Regions from separate parts of the Homo sapiens genome. Here region 2 is linked to region 1. The links are chromatin loops, found by intact Hi-C in ENCODE. Cell type or tissue: PC-9. All regions are shown on one strand. Each heading gives the region's core, and the rest is flanking DNA. Links, peaks and the distances in the headings are about the cores only. Region 1 overlaps LOC107986195 (a long non-coding RNA gene). Region 2 overlaps LOC107986195 (a long non-coding RNA gene).

Evidence for each region. A loop is a pair of places that touch in the nucleus more often than their neighbours do. Peaks named below come from ENCODE experiments on the same cell type or tissue, not always from the same donor. Only the 100,000 strongest peaks of a DNase experiment are listed, where the experiment ranks them.
Region 2: it touches region 1 in a loop (2.2-fold over the local background); 1 of 110 quality-filtered maps calls a loop at or near these places.

The regions. Positions count from the first base shown.
Region 1 is chr4:148,785,353-148,795,739 of GRCh38, forward strand. The region is part of intron 2 of LOC107986195 (a long non-coding RNA gene); the gene reads left to right. It overlaps LOC105377481 (a long non-coding RNA gene), which reads right to left. Exons shown (of 15, transcript XR_007058322.1): 11 at 9,838-10,074; 12 at 6,738-6,810; 13 at 5,473-5,685; 14 at 1,547-1,643. Among named protein-coding and RNA genes, the nearest start is that of NR3C2, 350 kb to the left of the region's middle. In PC-9, for the core only: no CTCF peak of the experiment used is centred there; a DNase peak (open chromatin) is centred at 5,519; H3K27ac peaks cover 1,558 bases.
Region 2 is chr4:148,630,025-148,640,411 of GRCh38, forward strand. The region is part of intron 2 of LOC107986195 (a long non-coding RNA gene); the gene reads left to right. All of the region lies in intron 1 of LOC105377483 (a long non-coding RNA gene), which reads right to left. Among named protein-coding and RNA genes, the nearest start is that of NR3C2, 190 kb to the left of the region's middle. In PC-9, for the core only: no CTCF peak of the experiment used is centred there; no DNase peak of the experiment used is centred there.

The sequences.
Region 1 (10,387 bases), core at 3,519-7,518:
TCTTTCTTTCTTTCTTTCTTTCTTTCTTTCTTTCTTTCTTTCTTCTTTCTCCTTCCTTCCTTCCTTCCTCTCTCTCTCCCATTCTTTCTTTCTTTTCTTTCTGTTTTAGTTTCTTTCTTTTTCTTTTCTTTCTTTTCTTTCCTTTTTTGACAGTCTTGCTCTGTCACCCAGGCTAGAGTGCTGTGGCGCAATCAAGGCTCACTGCAACCTCCACCTCTCAGGCTCAAGCAATCCTCCCACCTCAGCCTCCTGAGTAGTTGGGACCACAGGCATGCGCCACCACACCTGAGTGATTTTTTGGTTGTTTTGTTTAATTTTTAGTAGAGACAAGGTTTTGCTGTGTTGCTCAGGCTAAATGACCTTACTCTTTCTCACTTCTGCAGTCATAAAACCAACCCCTTCATTTAAAGGATACTTATGATCGTACATTTATATGCTCCTTTAAGCAACATCATGAAGTTGAGACCGATTAGTTCCTCCTTATCTTCACAGACAAAATTGGCCACATGATAAATATTATATCTTTTCCTCAGAAGAGCCAGTCCTGGATCAATGTTAAACATTCCACAATTTGGTCTATTTCTTCAAGCAGTCTTGTTTTATTAGGGTTATAACAAATAAGCCAAATATTGCCTTTGCTCATCTCCGTTTTCTCCTGTGTACAAAGGTTTTCTATTTGTTAGGATTTCTTGAATTGCAGAGAGCCAGGATTGGAGGAGAATATATGATTTTTGAAAGACTAAACAATGTTACTACTTTCTTATAGAATTTTTCTTCCACATTTGGTCACATAATAAAAATAATAGGTAATACTTATGTCACACTCATGATGTGTCAACATTGAAAGGATTTTCCCTTTGTTAATGCATTTAAACTTTAAAGCCTCTCTGTAAGGGAGATACTGTTTTTCTGCTTTCCACACTGGGAAGCCGAGGCACAGAGTAGTTAAATAACTGGTCAAGGACCATGCAGTAGTAAGTGCCAGAGCTAGGATTTAAACCAGGCAACCCAGCACCCTAATCCATGCTCTTAACCTCTGAGGCATAATTTTTGTCACCAACTAAAGCAGACCTATGCCCTATAACTTCCAGTTCCTACTAAATTGCTTTTTTCTTTCTTAAATCCTATTTGGGGGTATAAGTTCTATGATTGAGTGGTAAGTAAGTGATCTTTCAGATTCACCAACTGCCTTCTCTCTTTGATAAGATTAGACTCTGTTGTTTATATTGCTTCAGAGTTTCTCCCCCTAATTCTCAATATTTTTTGTCTCAGTGAAAATGATTCTGTTTCTCACTTGCTAACAGGTTTCATGATCATGTAAATGAAAAATACAATAATTATAAAGAGAACTGTGGAAACTGTATTCAGGTCTGTTTTAGCATTTGAAACAGTCAAAATACAAAAATGAGTAATGTGGATTAAAGGAGCTAGCTTTACATGTCTTAGGAGGTAATTTGCAAATCAGAAATCTTATTTCCGTTTTATAGGCAGGCAGTGGGCATGCACGCCACGCACAACACAGGAATATGTTTGCTTAATGACTTACCAGATCTAGCACCAGTTCTGGTTTATGAGCATGGCCCTGACTGTTGCCATGTAGATGATGGATTGTAATAAATGTGTTCAAGGACGTTAGATCACATCTGCAAAGAGATTCAGAGAATATCTACCATACAGCGTGGAAGAATGTTGCAAACATTTCTTATTAAGAAAAGGCTATTTTTTTGTGTGTGGAGGTCTCACTTCATCTTTCTGTCCTTTATTCTTTAACTATGAAAACTATACAGTAAATTCTTTTGTCATTAAATCAACTTTCAAATCTACTAAAATATATCTTAGGATATAAGTTGTTACCATTAGATGACAGCTTTGTTTGAATTCACTTCATAGCCTTGACTTTCTTTGAGTTCATTTTTAATCAAAGCAATATATTGAATAAATGTATTATACAAAACAGCAGTTGTTGAATTCTGATGTGTGTGTGTGTGTGTGTGTGTGTGTGTGTGGTCATACAGCTAGGGACACACTTGCGTTTCAAGGTGGAAACTGGCATTCCAAATTTTAGTCAGAATTATTTTTATGGCTTAGTTATAAACCACAAAACCATGGCCTTATAATGTAAATGCTGACATAACCTTTTCTTACGCCCAGCTATAAATCAAGGTGCTATAAAACTCCATATTTGAAAATAAAGCTAGGTAAAATACTGAGTTAATGTTTGTTGGGAGAAAGAGAAAAGTCAATTTGCTAAAGTCTTTCAGTTTTAGCTTTGACTAAAATATAGACACTTTTGAGTGTCTCAGTAACAAAATAAAATGTAAACTGGTTAACAAATACAAGTAAAATTAATGTCAAGAATAGTTTTTAAGTAGAGAAAAAGAAACTTCAATTCGTCATTTACTACTTTTCAACCCAAAAATCAAATCTATGTATGCCATTGGGAATTGCTTCCCTAAGGAATTACATTTCCATCACACATGTTTTACTGGAGATTGCAAAGGTACTCAGTTCCTTATTACCAACTGTGGAAGGCTCAAGAGCAAGGGAGTCAAACAGGATAGTATGCCAGCAGAATTTGCATTGAACACTTGATGTCATGTGTCATCCGACACTGGCTTTTCCATCAGGTTATTTCAGGATAAGGTACTACTGAAAAAGCATAACCACTCTCAGTAGATGAACTGCTGACAAGTTTCATGGGTTTGGCTGGCATTCCAAAGTTTATTTGAGTTAATCTGCATTCTCATTGGCCTGCAATGCTCAGTGAAAACTTCCTTTCAGTGAACACTTTCATTACTTTCTGATTGTACTGGTATCAGAAACACCACAACAAAAAATCTGGAGAGACAGACTTTTATAGGAATAATTGTTTTAGGGAAGGGAGAGGTATGAAGGGTATCTGTTTATTGTTTTTGTAACACATGGCAACTGCAGGCTGTGGTATTTACCAACGCCAGCCTAACTGGTTTGATGATGACATGTTCTGAGGAACCATTTGGAATTTATAGTTTCTGCAGTGGGCTCCAAAGTATTCTCATTAATTGATTAAATAGAAGGTACTAAGGGGTAAAATCTATTCTGAAATAGCACTGTGAATCTGCAGAAATTTTAGTTGTGTTTTTAATCTCTGTAGATAATAATTAAGCTGAAAAAGTGGTAGGAAAAAGAGAAAACACCACATGTCACTGAATCTTAGGACCTTAGGGCTAAAAGAGACATTATAAGTTATATGATAATTCTCAAATTTCCTTTTATTATATCTTACCATTTGCTATGAAAAAATCTGATTGCTTTCTGGATGATAATGTATATAAAATGCCGTTTATGGTTTGGTTGTGGTTATAGAAAACCCGTGTTCCATTTAGATCACTCTGTGTGAGTGTGCCACTGTAGTTGTGAAAGTTTGGTTGGAGATATATTTGGGGGTTTGATTATACATACAAAGATTGATAGCTGAGTGGGAAAGGAGGCACCACCTTGGGTTAATAGAAATGCATGGGTAAACAGAAATAACTCTATTGTTGGGCTTTGTCAAAAGATCGATTTGAAAACACAGTTTAATCCTGGAAGCCAGATGAACCCTCTCAAATCCTGAGGATCTCATCCCTGCAATGTGAAAAAGGCCAATCTGCTGCACTTAGCAGTGCTGGGGCAATGAGAAAGGCAGCAAAGAAGGGTTCCCTTTCCACCGGTGGCTGTTCCCAGCCATCTTCAGGGCTTATCCCACTGTTCAGTCTGACTGCCTTTTGTGTCAGGAGGAGAAGGGGAGCGAGACCCTGAATCTCTGCTACATGAAGCAAAAATTTAAAGAGAACAGTGGGGAACGATTCACTTTGAGTGGGTACAGATAGTGGAAGGAAGCATGACGTACCCATGTCTTTCTCAAGATACAGTAACTCGACCCTCTGTTAAAATGTGGCACCAAAGATGCCAGCTTTAGTTCAGAGTGGAATGTATTCCTTCCATAGGGCAGCGGGAGGGGCTAAAGCTTGGGTAGCTATTTCCTCCTCTATAAGCAGAGGATGGCACTATGGGGAGGGGAGGGAGAAATATCCTTCCCCAACACCATACTTCCCTTCTGACAATGGGATCCTTGGCATAGTCTCCATACCAAGTTACTGTCTGGAGCTTGCTTATATACCTCCGTAAAGTGGATGTTACTCCCAGCCATCCGTTAAAATTCAACATACAAGTAGGAAGTTCTAATATGGAACCAAATCTGTCCCATCACTTCCACCACATGCTTTGGTATTGTACTTGGAGCAGCAGAGAACAGGGCTCATCATACCACTGATTTCCAGATATTTGAAAGTTTTCTCTCTCCATACATCCCTCCCCCTAAAAATATGACATCAACTCATGAAATAGAAACGCATTCTTGAGAGAGCAATTGGAAGTGTTTTCTGAAAAACAGAGATACTTAAATCAGTTTCCTCTTAGGAGCCCTTCTTCCCATCATCATATTGCACCAGGGGAAGTTGAGGCTGGAGCCTGTGGGAAAAGTGGCATTGACTGGCAGGGTAGCCCAACAGCAGTGCTATGGGGACTTACAATGCCTCTTCTCTCCTCTCACTAGACAGCATTGACGGCTCCTGCCCCTCTGTGTGAATCTCCGTTTGCCTCTGCTCTCCAAAGTGAAATTCTGCACAGTCGGGAGGATTGGTGCAGAGTTAAGACACGTAGAGCCAAGAAAATAAAGAGTCAGATGTCCCAGCAGCTTTCAGTGCATCCCGATTCTCACCACCCCCAGAGCACCATAAAAGTAGGAGGGACCAGATGAAGACATTTAAAAATTGGTTCTGCTCCACAGTGATCTGGTGCGAGCTGGGGCTCAGCTGCCTTGGGGTGGCTTGAGAGGCTCCTCTCTGGGGTCGGGACATTGAGGTGGCAGCTCCACTTCTCTCTGAGACCCCTTGATGCACCGTAACTTGAGGTAGGAGAATGAAACTTTAAAAAACATATTTAACTTAACATACAATCTAATGAAACCAAATACCATAGAAATCCAACAGAAGTGTATATTCATAGTAATGGCCAACTTCTGGTCTTTAGCAGAGATCTGTAACTGAGACAAGTGTGTGGGTGTTTGTGTCGGCTCCGTGCCATTCATTGGGTCTACAGTGAGATCTGTGTGAGTTAGGAATTCCATGTATCCCATACGTTACAAAGGAGAAAGGAAGTGTATTTATGTGATGTGTTAAAAAAAAACAAACAAAACAAAATAACCTCCCTCCCGCCATAATGTAAAGGCCCACACTTTTTGAACTGTGTACTGGCTGCTGGGGAGTGAGTTATATAAACTAGAGAACTTTCTCTGACATGAATCTGAGCTGACATATGCATTGTTGCACGGCCGCTTATGTAACAACCATTTTGGTGGGGAATTACTGATTGAGTACTTTGCATGACTATGAAAGAAACATTCATAAGAAAGAACAAGTGTAATATGAAATGCAGATAAAGTAAACTTACTTTTCAGCCACCTGCATATGACTTGGCAAAATGTGAGCCTCTGTAATCACCATGTAGGAATGTAAGATCTTCCAAGTTCTTTCGTAACCTTGGGAATTCATTAAGAGTATTGGGGTCTGTCACGGGGTAAGTGTTGAGTGGATGAGGTTGAAAGAGCGGCAGATAAAGCTTCCTTTATTTCTTTCTTATTACATCACATGAACCTCTGTGTCCCTAACCACATTAAGAAAAAAAAAAGAAAAAAAGAAAACTCTAAATAATGATTGATAAAATGCCAAACAACTTCAGACCTTTGTTGACATTTGCTCTCTTGGAATTCCTAATGACTATATGACATATAACACTAAAGTAATGTAACTTTAAAAAAAGCCAAAAAAATACAAAAAAAAATATGCATTACCTCTTTTGAAGCGGTCATGCTGGAATGCTAGCACTTAACTCAATAATTATTCAAAATCACTTCTATAATCTCTCTGCAAGGGTCTACAGTTCCAGGGATATTACTATGAGTGGCTTAGGGTGTGCCTTGGCCTTGGCAGTCTGGCACATGCATCTTGTCTAGTACCCCCTTTTATGGGGAAATTTGATCTAAAAAGATCAACTGATGTGTCCAAAGTCACAGAGAGCTGGGACCAGGGCCAAGATCTGTTTTCCAGGATAGCATTTTTGCCACAGCATCCTTCTGCCTTTTTCCTTCGTGGGTGGACTTAATTTTTGGAGAGAAAAAAGTGTAAGTTGCTCAAAGCCAAATCCAGTGAATAAAATGGGTGATCAACTCCGTGCAATGTGGCAAACCTTCTCTGGGTACCAGCTATATACAAAGCATCTTGACAAAGCTGCAGGGGACATGAGAGATTCTGAGGTGCAGGTCGTGACGTTAAATTAACTGCAATCAACAGGTCAAAAAAATGAGCTATGCTTACAGTGAAATTCAGAGCAGTTTCCTTGGATTCTTGATTCTGTATTATGTCCATAGACTTGGATTGATAAAACCATGGGAGAAAGCACTTACTTTAGTTAAGTACCTATTTGCTGTGTCCTTCTTTCGAATTCATGACAGAATTGAAATGAACAAAAGTGTTAGTTCATGAAAAGCATAATGAGTCTTTAAAATGAAAATGGGACCTAACATTTTAGGTAAGGGTACAATTAGTATTTTCTGTAAACACTGTGTACATATATTTGGGATATGTGTGTACTGCCAAGTTGCTATGTGGATACCTTTGGGGAAATAAAATCAACACATCCAATCTGTGGCCACAGACCTTTAATCAATCCTCTGCTATTCTAGAGTCTTTCAGATATGGTCAGCTCTTAAACCTGCTGCTTTTTAAAACCCTGAAATAAAAACAATAAATACTTGGTTAATGTAGTTTGTCTGTTTCAATTAATTTATATTATGGTGACAAAACTAGCCTAGAAATGCAAGGTCATTGTCGCCATCTTTTCCTATTGTTTATGTATAAATAAGATGAGTGTCTTTTTATAGGAATACCTTTCTATTGCTTACCATCAATAGAGTTGTGAGTTAGTTTTCTAGTAAGAATGTTCACTTAAGAGATTAAGACTTGTTGAACACACATTAGATGTCTGGCACATTTTATAAGTGGTTAATTATTTCATTTATACATTTAATCCTCATACTAACTCCCTGAGGTAAGTGTTACTGACTCAGTAAGGGAACTGAGGCTCAGAGAGGCTAATATATAAATTACCCAAGGTCACAGAATGAAAAAGCAGCTGTACTGAGATTTAAACCCAGACCTATGTGTTGCTAATCTATATTCTTTTTACTACATTATCTGTGCATGTGTCTTTACATCAGAATGCTTTGTAGTCTTTCCCTGCTATAATCAAGGGTATACAGCGCCAGATTACTGGCTTTGTAGGAGGAACGAGCTGGAAATAAATGGTTGAAAAAGTAGGAAATGGTAATTAGTTAGGTGATCTAGAAACTCTCAGATCCCATCCTTGGCCTACCACACTTCCCTGAAAAACCTCCAAGGAATACATATGCACAGAAGAGAATGTGTGGCAAACACAAGCACTTTACTATTATCTGTGTCTTTGACCAGTAGTTCTGTGCATTTCCTTGGGGATCTAACCTGGACCTCGTGGAGAATCCCCAAACACCTACTTAGACTGGAAGCTGTCCCAGGTTCCTCCTTTCCCACTGCCTCTTTCTGGTTCCCACTTGGCTTCTAAGGGGATAGGGGATAGAGGGGGCACATATTCCTAACTGGGACCAGGGCCTGATCCTGTTTTACTTTGCAGGGAAGAAGCAAATTCAGAGACAGGTTTTTGGGTTCTTTCCATGAGAGAACAAATCCTGGAGACCTGCGTCCTTTAATCCTCACTTTCTGGCACACTCCGATTTTGACTTCTATCCTAAATCCTATGAAAATTGTTAGCCTGAGGACCAAAAAATGATACATCCATAGCAGATGGATGAAGGATAGCAAAACAGTGATGGTATAGTACAGAGGTTGGTGGGGAAGCTATCAGTGAGCAGTATGCATTGACCTGATGGATGTCCAGCTCATGATACTATCTTTATTCATCCTGTGCACTAATTTTCTGAGTCAACTAACCTCTATCTATTTTAAGTTTGGGTGAAATCATTTCAGCAAAAGGATAAGATAAATACACATGAGTCACATTTGACCAAGACCTTTATGCGTTTTAGTGGAAATGATTTGATGTGCACTTTGGGATTGAATACCTTCAGAGAAGAGAGTCGCTCACCAAATACCTGAAACAAGTATTCTCCAAATCTGCAGCTGATGGATTTAGCTAATGGAAACAATAATTATGGAGTTTCATCTTTTTTTTGCCCAAACCTATCACTAAGGCTTTGCCAAACTTTCAAACATATCAAATCAAACTTACTAGCTCATACAGTTTCCAAGCTATATTACATAATAGGGCTGTGTGCGGTTCTATGAAGCTAGGCCCACCTTTTCTAAGAATGGAGATTCGTTTACTGTTCTACCTAGAATAAATGGCTAAGCATGGGCAAGGAGTTTCAAAGAAGTCTTGATGAATTGAGATAATTCTGGGACAAAACACCTATTTGAGTCCCAACAGATAAATATTACTATTTTATCACTTACATGTATAGTTTCTCTTGCTCCTTAAATTTTGCCTCCTGTTGGTGCAATCTTCAGGAGTGTGTTTTGTATCTATGTTTTCTAAAGTGGAATTCAATGTGGTAGATACTATTACTTGACAGGTCAAAAGCTATAACCTCTTTCTGCCTAACAAAATCCCGAGTTTGCCTCAGTGGGCTATGTACCAGCTCATGAATCATGATCCAACCCATTGTGACAATTCTTTCTGCTTTGCCAGATACTTGCTATTTAGCCTTCTTTTCAGCAAGACATGGCCATATGACTCAGTTCTGGCCAATATGGCATAGAGGAATTCTTCCTGGGGCTTCTTTTTTCCTCCTTGATTAAAAAGAAAACATAGCCCCCTTCCTTCCTGCTTGAGACCCTGAAGTGAGGATGTGATTCTTTGAAGTACAGCAACCATCTTGCAATCATGGGGTAGCAAGCACGAGGAAGAAACGGCCATGCCCTGTGCATGGTAGAGCAGAAGGATGACTGGCCTGCTGCACTCAGTCACATCCCTCTGCAATAAGATATGGTCCCAGGGAGTGAGGTTGAAGAGGTAGACCACTGCAGGCCACTTAGATACGTCATGAGAGAGGAAGCCTAAGGTGCTTCAAGAATAAGCAAAGATAGCACAAATGAGGGGCACCCATCTCAAAGTTCCGAAAGATGGTGCAGGCAGATCAGGAGTTAGCCAGACAAAGATGGATGGAAAAATCCCAAAAAGAAAGGAACCCAAGCAGAGAGACCAGCATGTCAAAAGCAATGCTATAAGAGAGAACATGGCCTGATTGCTGAGTTTCTGGGGTGTAGTTCAGGAAGATGGAGCATCAATGGCCAAGCAGGTAGTGAGGACAGATGAGGCTAGAGAGCAGGGCAGCATCCTGATCCTAAAAGGTCTCTCATGATGGATGGCAGATTTTGTACTTTATTCTGATGATGGAATGCTATTGAGGGAATACTAGATGTTATATGACTATATATCATACATTATATTTTATATTCTAGAAGTTCTAAAACTTGGAGACAAAGAGATATGTTGGGGTGAGGAAGAATATGGGGGGATATAATGGATATTTAATCTTCTAACAAAATGCACAGACTTCACTCACTGTGTCTTACCCTGGGTCAGTGATATCCTAGGAAAAGCTCCTTTTGGTATCAACGGGAAGTTTTCACACATAAAGATTAGGGGGTCGTGTCTCTGAGTATGAAACACATGAGGCAGATTCTTAAGCTAAAGCATTCATACCAGCTGGGAAGAGGGGTTTTCCCGAGGAACAGTAACTTCCCTCTACATCCAGGAAAGCCTCATGGTGTGGATGGGCGTCCAACAAGCAGGCTGTTCTGGCCCTCTTTGGGTGCTGACTCTGTGTTCCCAAGGGCCATTGATAAGCTAAGCAGGAATAGTGTAACCACAGGAATGCCTGCTGATAACAGGAAAGTAGGCGGCTGCATTCCTGAGCCATGGCTGATGCTGCTCCATCCACTGCCAAGGTGTAGAAAAAAGAGACAAAGTAGTAAATTCTAAAGATTTGTCAGTCTGGGTTGGCAGCTCTTAGAGAATGGATATGTGGCAAATATGTCTCTCCCTCTGTGTGTGTGTATGTTTGTGTGTGTGCGTGTGCGTGTGTGTGTGTGTGTTAGAGAGAGAGAGAGAGAGAAATCTGTGCCAGAGCTGAGGCACAGATCCTATCTGTGTATAGAGGTGTGCTACTCTAGTGCCCTGTCTCCAAGCCTTCAGGGAAGACTACTTGACCAACTATTACTCCTGCTTCAGATGTGGAACCTGCTAGAAGCCT
Region 2 (10,387 bases), core at 3,107-7,106, 160 kb before region 1:
CTTTTTTTATTTAGTTATTTGGGGCGAGGGGTGTTTCTCTTTATATCTCAAGAAACTGCTAAACTCTAGGTTCATCAACAGAACACTTCCTTAGTAGCTGTGCAAACAGCGAGCATGACTCTGGGGACAGGGCCATTTCTGTATGATATTCAGGTTTCAGTAGTTACTGTTGAAGTAAGTCATGGGAGCCATGATCAGCAGGCCAGCTTCTTTGGAAGGCAAAGTTATGGAGATCTACACAGGATGTCTGACTCACAAGCCAGAATTTAAAAACCTGGAATCTTGCATAATTTGTACACATGTATGGGGAAGGGGACACTATTATTAATCTAGAAATGTGGAGATTTGGGTCATTATACATTGAATTTTAACAGCAATGCAACTAAATTTTGTAATCACAATTTGAGAAGGACTGGGGGCTTCTGGGTTGTGTATCATTAATTAAGCCATACCAAATTTTCCCTTGTTTTTAAACTAATTCACAGATTGCCCATTTAAAAAGTGAGTTAATGTAAAACTATAAAGCATAGGACCTTAAGAAATTACAGGTTGATTTCTCTGTGTCCAAGCATGTCCCCATTGAAGGAATTGTTTCCTGGATTTCTAAAAATCTTCAGAGAGGACGATTCCATAACTTCTTTTGGTAACTAGTTCTTTTGTCTTCCTGAAGTCATTTAGTTTACTTCTATAATAGTCCCTCCTGCAGCAATTTAAAATCTTACTTTGTTTTTGTGGTCTTGAATGAAAACAATAGCATTTGCTTAGTGTGCTGTGATAAATGAAATGAACTTTCAATTGTTAGTGTTAATGGGCTGGGCAAGTGCAGAAGGGCATAAATAAATGAAATCTAACATATTCTCCAAACCTCATTTTAGCCATTAATTTTGGCTTTTTCTCCCACAAACCTTTTGAAGAGTCTACTAAAAAGCAGCAAGCTGATTTGAATTTCATGCTTTTCTTTTTCACTTGCTTATTCTCTGGTTGAGGTGATAATGATCATTGAGATGCCCAAAGGAGAAGGAGATGGTGGGAGATGGAGAAGCCAGGGATACGGATAAATTGGAGGCTACATTCATGCATTTATAAAAGCTTTAGGTTTTTGGCTTACCAATCTGCTTATTGCTCTATGACTTCATTTAGCAATGTGAATTGTAAAGTCATTGTGCATGCTTGTCATTTTGGATGCGCAAAATGTATATTCTTTTAAACAGTATTCTGCATCGAGCAATGGAAATGTAGTTAGTTTGAGCTCAAAATCGATGAGTGACTTGGCAATTAAGTGCTACAAATGAAACTTAACTTGCTATTGTGTAAAAATGGGACAATAAAATAATAGTTACTCCCTAGTGATTAAAAATGCAGCCAATTAAAAGCAAGCAAATTTACATAAATGGAAGAACCTTAAATTTTGCATTTCCTGACTGATAGGATTAAACTTCCAAAGAAAGTGTGAATTAATGCAAATGTTAACATGGCATCTCCTAAATCCTTTTCTACTTTTACCACCAAGAACAGAATATAGAAAAGTAAAAATACATAATGATAGGCCAGTCTCTGCTTGTTTTGTCATTTACCCAAAGAATACCAAGCATGCTTAGATATCTTGAAAAACTTAGCAAGATTTCAGGTAGCAAACATAAATAAGGCCACAAGGCAGTCTGTAACCCTTAACCAAATTGTTCTTTGTAGAGAATATGATTAGAGGAACAGTTGTTGATAAGTCTATGACTTGCAGGCTTATTTCTGAAAGAGCTCTTGTATGAAGCTGGGTTCCAAGGTGCTATGGTTTGAATGTCCCCTCTAAAACTTACATTGAAATTTAACTGCCATTGTAACAGTGTTGGGAGGTGGAACTTTTCAGAGGTGATTAGGTCACAAGGGCTCTGCTCTCATGAATGGATTAATGCCATTATTTCAAGAATGAGTTCCTGATCCAAAGGATGAGTTCTACCCCTTTTCTCTCTCTGTCTGCATTGCTCTCATCCTCTCTCTCCATGTGGAGACCTTCATGCTCACAAGATGAGGCCCCTTGATTTTGGACTTCAGTCTCCAGAACTGTGAGCCAAATAAACTTCTCTGTTCTTTATAAATTACCCAGTCTGTGCTATTATGTTATAGCAGCAAAAAACCAAGAAACAAACATTTCCATGTCTGTGTTTCTGTATGCATGTATGTTTGTGTAAATATGTATGTGCTTATGTATGTAAGTATATATGAGTGTGTGTCTACACACATATATACATATATTAACATAAATATACATATATAGGAAGATGTAGATATACATGTATGCATCCACATATATATCTGTATATACAGTTGTGTGTCCCTTAATAAAAGGGATACATTCTGAAAAATGCATCATTGTGCGAACATCACAGAGTATACTCACACAAACCTAGGTGGTATAGCCTACCACACACCTAAGCTGTATGGTATAGCCTGTTGCTTCTAGGCTACAACCTATACAGCATGTTACTGTACTGAATACTGTAGGCAAATGTAATACAATGGTAAGTATTTATGTATCTAAACATAGAAAACGTACTGTAAAAATACAATAAAAAAGATAAAAATGGTACACCTATATAGGGCACTTACCATGAATGGAGCTTGCAGGAGTGGAGGTTGCTCTGGGTGAGTCAGTGGGTGAGTGGTGAGTGACTGTGACATTGCTGTACAGTATTGCAGACGTTACAAACACTGTACAAACACTGTACACTTAGACTATACATTTATATAAAAATTTTCTTTCTTCAAAAATAAGCTAACTTTATCTTACTTTAACTTTTTTACTTTATAAACTTTAAAACTTTTTAAAAACATTGACTCATTTGTAATAATACTTAGCTTAAAACGCAAACACATTGTATGGCTGTATAAAATATTTTCTTTCTTTATATCCTTATTCTATAAGCTTTTTTTTTCTGTTAAATTTCTTTAAACTTTTTTGTTAAAAACAAACACACAAACACATACACTAGGCCTACACAGGGTCAGAGTCATCAATATCACTGTCTTCCACCTCCACATCTTGTCCCACTGAAAGGTCTTCAGGGACAATGACAGCATGGAACTGCCATCTTCTATGATAACAATGCCTTCTTCTGGAACATGTCCTGAAGGACCTACTGGGGCTGTTTTACAGCTAACTTCTTCTTTATAAATAGGAATACACTCTAAAATAACGATTAAAAGTATAATATAGTAGAATACATAAACTAATAGCATAGTCCTTTATCATGATCAAATGGTATGTACTGTACATAACTGTATGTGCTAGGCTTCTATACAACTGGCAGGATAGTAAGTTTGTTCACACCAGCGTCACTACAAACAGATGAATACTGTGTTTTGCTGCAACAGACATTATGACAGCTAATAGGTGATAGGAATTTTTCAGCTCCATTATAATCTTATGGGATCACTATCATGTATCTAACCCACATTGACCATATCATTGTTATGCAGTGCGTGACTGTATATAGCAGGGACCTAATTCCATGAGACAGAACCATGAATTTCTGACTCTCTGATAGGAAATTTCTGACTGGCTTTCTCATTTCAGAGGCTCTTGTACTTGGTGGTCTCAGTCTGTCAGTGAGACCTTCCTCTCTGCTGTCTTACAGAGCCTTTCTAGTATGGCTGCCTGTTTCCCTCTGTCCCCAGCAGAAGGTTTCTTTGTTTCTTTCTTTGTTCTTCTGTTCCTTTTCTAGTGGGATCTAGGTCCTATGATGGAAATCCATCTTCTTCAGGCATCTCTTCTTTCTAACTGGGCTCTCAGTCTCATTGCCTTGGCCTGGGGAAGCACAGATCTCAACAGGCTGCCTTTGAGTGTCTCTGAAACTCTAAGGTGAAGCACGTGCAAAAAAATCATCCAGATTGGACCTTGAGCTCCACAATGCTAGGTTTATGGTGTAATCATGATTGTGCTGACTGTAGATTGCCTAGGACATTTGAACATTTGGATTATGGATTGATGTTTATTTACTGGATTTTCTTTGGAGCTGGGTATAAGGAACAGCTCTTTTCTACTTTTCCCTGCTTTGCTTGTTTAACACTGCTTAATAAACATTCGTGCGTATTTCTTCTCAATTTTACCTGCTCATGTATTGAATATCTCACTGACATTAAATATTTCCTAACTGACAAATGCAAAAGCTTATGCTTATTTTTATGAATATTCATTTAAGTTACAATTTGCAGAAGTGGTTTTGCATTGTAAAAACTGGAATCACCTGTCAGGAATAAATGCTACATGTGAAACCAAAAATAGAGAAAAACACAAGGTTTGAAAAATGAATTTCCATAAGTACACAAGTTATAATGACCCATAAAATACAGTTCTTTGCATACCAGCATGTGCAAACTCTTCATTCAGTTTCAAATAACTTTTTAATAGTTTCTATGGCCCGCCCTCTCCCACCAATAAATATATTCAAGTTTTTATTTCTCATAGATGAAAATCTCTTGCAAAATTCAAGGTTTTATGGTTCATCAATGTTGGGACAACTCAATGCTAAAAATAGCCATGGTTCATGTTCAATGGGTTCATGGTTGAGGGGTGTGTTCCCAGGTTGTGATCCTAGTTGGCTTGAGTTACCGCCAGGGTGTCTGAGCCCACAACCAGTCAAAGCAGAACCTTCCAGTTGTATCCTCTTAGGAAGATATGTATCTGTGGTCAGAGATGACTCAGTCTAGTGGCTGACGGGTGTGGAACAGCCTGGGAGCCTCAGGGTGCTGGAATCACAGCTCTTTAGGACAGGTCAATCCCTGTCCTTTTTCATTGACACGATAATGCACTTTTTTGGGTTTTGTTTTTAAATATCCCAATGTAACTTCAGAGGAAGGTTTTTTTGTTTGTTTGTTTGTTTTTGCCAGCATTCAGCAGGTTTTTTGAGTTGTGAAAACCATATAGCTTTCTTTAATTTGAATAAGCCATCGTCAATGTCTCAGGGGCATTTCTAACCTGCTGCTATAGCTCAGTTCTCCATGCTTTGACATGGAGCCCACACCCACTGATTTTCCCTCAGCACCTTTCTTCAGCAGTTCTGTGGGCCCCATAAACCTCTTCTAGTTCTTTTCCATGTGGAGTGTTAGGGTTCCCCAAATTTTTCTTCTCAGAAGCTTCCCATCCAAAGGAGTCTGGTCTCAGGTTGGATCCTCCAGCAGCAGATGGTGATTCAGAGATTGGGAAGAAGAATGTACATTATGGGTCAAAATCTGCAGAGAGAAGCAGGATTGGGCAAGGGGAGAAGTTGAATTGCAATGCTGGGCAGTCCTCCTATGGAAGCTCTGCAGTGTATTTATCCCATCAGAGTTGTCCCATGGTGGGCTGAAATGGCCAGGCCTTTATGTCCTTGCTGCAATCAGTCATTGGTTGTGGTCCACACCCAGAAGGGCTTGGCCTTGGCTGAGGATGGTGTCTGCAGCTGAAGCAAATCTTGAAGCACCTGGCAACTAGAGGCTGTTTGATGATAGTATTTGCAACAGCTGGGATAGCAGTTCATTCCTTGAAGGTAGATCTTTGCATCAGATCTCTATGTCCACACCAAGTTTATCTGGATCACAGGGTGTGCTGTAAGTATCCTATGCTTTCTCTAGATAGATATATGACCTTGAATAATGATCCAATGATTCTTTTGGAATGAGGCTTAGTGAGAAGGAGGAGACTGTCCTGTGCCTTGTAGGATGTTTAACAGCATCCCCGGCCTCTACTCACTAGACACCAGTAGCAGTTGTCCCTCCCACAGGTTGTGACAACCAAAAATGTCTCCAGATATTGCCAAATGTTCCCTGGAGGACAAAATTGTCCCTGGTGGAGAACCACTGTGTTACGTGGACAAAAGGCAAAAGTCAAATTTTGCTTTCATAATTTAAATTAGCTCATCTAATTTAGCAAAAAAAGGAGAAAAAATTTATAATATAAAGAAACATTCACAACTATAGTGCCAGAGGAATGATCACTAAAGTAGTTAGGTAAAAAAAGGAATTCTGTGCTTAGGGGTGGAGGTTACAAGGCATTAAACAACTTTGCATGTAAATAGAATGCTACATTTTTTTTTCTCCCCAAGTGTTTTGCAAATTCTCTAAGGTCTTCTTTTTCTTCTCTTTATTTCTCTTTTTCTTATGGATGTGAGGTTATGGCTTTCATCTTTTCCTTTGATTCTGTGACCTGGCTTTGGTACATCATGTGACCCAAGAAGTCATATTCTAGGTGAAGATATTGGGTGGTGGTGATTTCTAACTAACTAGTCTAGTTAACTGTAACTGAATGGAAAGAAAAAAATAAGCTCAAAAAATTAAAATAAGATACTTTTATTTCTAGCTTTTTGCTCATCTCTAGATGTGGATGACTTTAACTTATATCTAGGTGTATTAGTCCATTTTCATGCTGCCGATAAAGACATACCCAAGACTGGGAAGAATATAGGTTTAATTGAACTTACAGTTCCACATGGCTGGGGAGGCCTCAGAATCATGGCAGGAGATGAAAGGCACTTCTTACATGGCAGTGGCAAGAGAAAAATAAGGAAGAAGCAAAAGCGAAAACCCCTGATAAACCCATCAGATCTTGTGAGACTTATTCACTATCACAAGAATAGCACAGGAAAGACCAGTCCCCATGATTCAATTACCTCCCACTGGGTCCCTCCCACAACAGGTAGGAATTCTGGGAGATACAGTTCAAGTTGAGATTTGGGTGGGAACGCAGAGCCAGACCATAACATTCTGCCCCTGACCCTTCCAAATCTCATGTACTCACATTTCAAAACCAATCACATCTTCCCAACAGTCCCTCAAAGTCTTAACTCATTTCAGCATTAACCCAAAAGTCCATAGTCCAAAGTCTCATCTGAGACAAGGCAAGTCCCTTCCACCTGTAAGCCTGTAAAATAAAAAGAAAGCTAGTTACTTCCTAGATACAATGGGGGTACAGGTATTGGGTAAATATAGCCATTCCAAATGGGAGAAATTGGCCAAAGCAAAGGGGTTACAGGGCCCATGCAAATCTAAAATCCAGCGGGGCAGTCAAATTTTACAGCTGCAAAATGATCTCCTTTGACTCTAGGCCTGATATTCAGGTCACACTGATGCAAGAGGTGGGCCCAACATCAGCTCTGCCCCTGTGGCTTTGCAGGATACCACCTCCCACCCAGCTGCTTTAACAGACTGGCATTGGGTGTCTGCAGCTTTTCCAGATGTATGGTGAAAGATGTCAGTGGATCTACTATTCTGGGTTCTGGAGGACAGCATCCCTTTTCTCACAGCTCCACTAGGCAGTGCCCCAGTTAGGGACTCTATGTGGGGTCTCTGACCCCACATTTCCCTTCTGCACTGCCCTAGCAGAGATTCTCCATGAGGGCCCTGCCCTTGCAGCAAACTTTTGCCTGTGAATCCAGGCATTTCCATATATCTTCTGAAATCTAGGTGAAGGTTCCCAAACCTCAATTCTTGACTTCTGTATACCTGCAGGCTTAACACCATTCCACCCTCTGAAGCCACAGCCTGAGCTGTACATTAGCGCCTTTCAGCCATGGCTAGAGTGGCTGGGACACAGGGCACAAAGTCCCTAGGCTGCATACAGCACAGGGACCCTGGGCCTGGCCCACGAAAACATTTTTTCCTCCTGGGCCTCTGGGCCTGTGATGGGAGGGGCTTCCGTGAAGGTCTCTGACATGGCCTGGAGACATTTTCCCCATGGTCTTGGGGATTAACATTAGCCTCCTTGCTACTTATGCAAACTCCTACAGCCAGCTTAAATTTCTCCTCAGAAAATGGGTTTTTATTTTCTACTGCATCATCAGGCTGCAAATTTTCTGAAGTTTTATGCCCTGTTTCGCTTTTAAAACAATGCTTTTTAACAGCATCCGGGTCACCTCTTGAATGCTTTGCTGCTTAGAAATTTTTTCTACCAAATACCCTACATCATCTCCCTTAAGTTCAAAGTTCCACAAATCTCTAGGGTAGGGGCAAAATGCTGCCAGTCTCTTTGTTAAAACATAACAAGAATCACCTTTGCTACAGTTCCCAACAAATTAATCTCCATCTGAGACCACCTCAGCCTGGACCTTATTGTTCATATCACTATCAGCAGTTTTTTCAAAGCCATTAAACAAGTCTTTAGGAGGTTTCAAACTTTCCCACATTTTCCTATCTTCTTCTGAGCCCTCCAAACTGTTCCAACCTCTGCCTGTTACCCAGTTCCAAAGTCACTTCCATATTTTGGGGTATCTTTTCAGCAACACCCGACTCCTGGTACCAGTTTACTGTATGAGTCCATTTTCGTGCTGCTGATAAAGACATACCCAAGACTGAAAAGAAAAAGAGGTTTAATTGGACTTACAGTTCTGCTTGGCTGGGGAGGCCTCAGAATCATGGCAGGAGGTGAAAGGCACTTCTTACATGGTGGTGGCAAAAGAAAAATGAGGAAGAAGCAAAAGTTGAAATCCTTGATAAACCCATCAGATCTTGTGAGACTTATTCACTATCATGAGAATAGCATGGGAAAGATTGATCCCCATGATTCAATTACCTTCCCTTGGGTCCTTCCCACAACATGTCGCAATTCTGGGAGACACAATTCAAGTTGAGATTTGGGTGGGGACACAGCCAAACCATATTACTAGGCATTATTTTAACAGTTGATCTAAAACTAATGTTGATATCTTATATATTTTTCCAAGGTTACTCTGGGAAAGCAGTTGACATTTTTTCTCCTTGTGGGATGTAGAAGAATAAAGTATGAGAAAATAGTGATTTAGGCATGTCTAAGCGCCAGACATTATGTTTCTGTGAGTGTTTCCTTCATGACTGTTGAGAAACTAATGATTAACAATACAGCATGTTTTAGGTATTTTTCAAATAATGGCATGAACTAGAAGCCAACACATTCTCCCAAAAGGGAAAAGACAAGATTTTCTCTGAATGGAAAATTCATATTTGAAATGTCTGCATGAAATATATAAGCTACAATATTTTCATTTTGGAGCAGGAGAATACCTGACAGATGAAGGAAAAGAAAAATGAGTTAAGTAAAATGAATACAAACAACTTTTAGTTGGCAGAAAAAAATAGATTTTAATTATGGAAAACATACAAACAGACTAATGGCAAATTTGGAAACCTTATGTTTTTACAGATATTTAAAATTGCCTTTCAATCTTTGTCCCTTTACTTCTCTACTTTAGTGATATGAGATTCTTTCTTGGTATTATCAAAACCCATTAAATCAACAGGTATTATGATGTAATTCAATGCTATGAATGTAAGACTAATACAAAACACCTGATCAAATTATTGATCTTTTCTTTTCCCCCAAGTGTACTACTGTCAGAGTAGCAATTGTTCATGAGATCTGATTGTAACAAATCTCTTTTAAGACTTCTCTGAGAATACACAATATAATCAGGCTGATAGAAACATCAAAACATTTTTTCCATTGCCTCAATGTAATTTGGTTTGTTATGGCTGACACACAGTAGAAGTCACACACAGTCTTATTCATGGATAAAACAGGCAATTGCCCACAGTCTGACTGCATCAGCCCAGGGAATACACAACCTATTCACATGCCAGTGAGAGAGCCTATTCCAGTGCTTTGCACCAGTTGCTTTTTTTAGGGAGATTAATTTGTGTCCCAGCCTACTGTGGACATTGTTACTGCAAACACAGTTGCTAAACAAAAAATTACGGTTACTGTTATGTGATAATTTGATAAGTTTTTTTTTTAGATTATAAAGGATCCTCCTATTGATAAAAGATTGGTACTCCACAGAGATTTATGTAAAATTAGGACATTATTAATTTAGAATAATAAATGTAATTTTGGTTCTCTCTTTATGGATGGCTTGCTAAGTATGAGACTCTGAACCAGGGGAATTGGATGGATAATCCAATCAACCAGTGGCCTCTGGCTCAAATGATCCAATTGAGCAATGCTTGCCCTCTTCACAGGACAATGCTAGAGACATTCTCTAACTCCTTTTCTTTAGACATCCCACAAAATCAAGACATTGAAAGCCAGCTTGAGGCTGGTGAAAACCTTTTAAAAACTATACTTCCCAGCAAGGATGGACTGGGAAAAATATTTGCAAGGAATAGTGTCATCAGATGTCATTCTGCTTTTTCTTAAAATGTCTAGGTAATGTTGATTATGTTTTGAATTATTCTGACCTTCTTCGATCTCTTGCATTGTATTATTCCTAAGGCCATTATATTCTATTTTAACATTCTCTTGCTGTATTATACATACAATAAAAGGCACAATTAAGTGTATAGCTCACTTACTATAATGAATTTTCATGAAGTGAACATACCCTTGGAACCAGCAGTGGTCAACAATAGAAAACTACCAATACCCCGAAGCCCACCATGCTCACTTCCA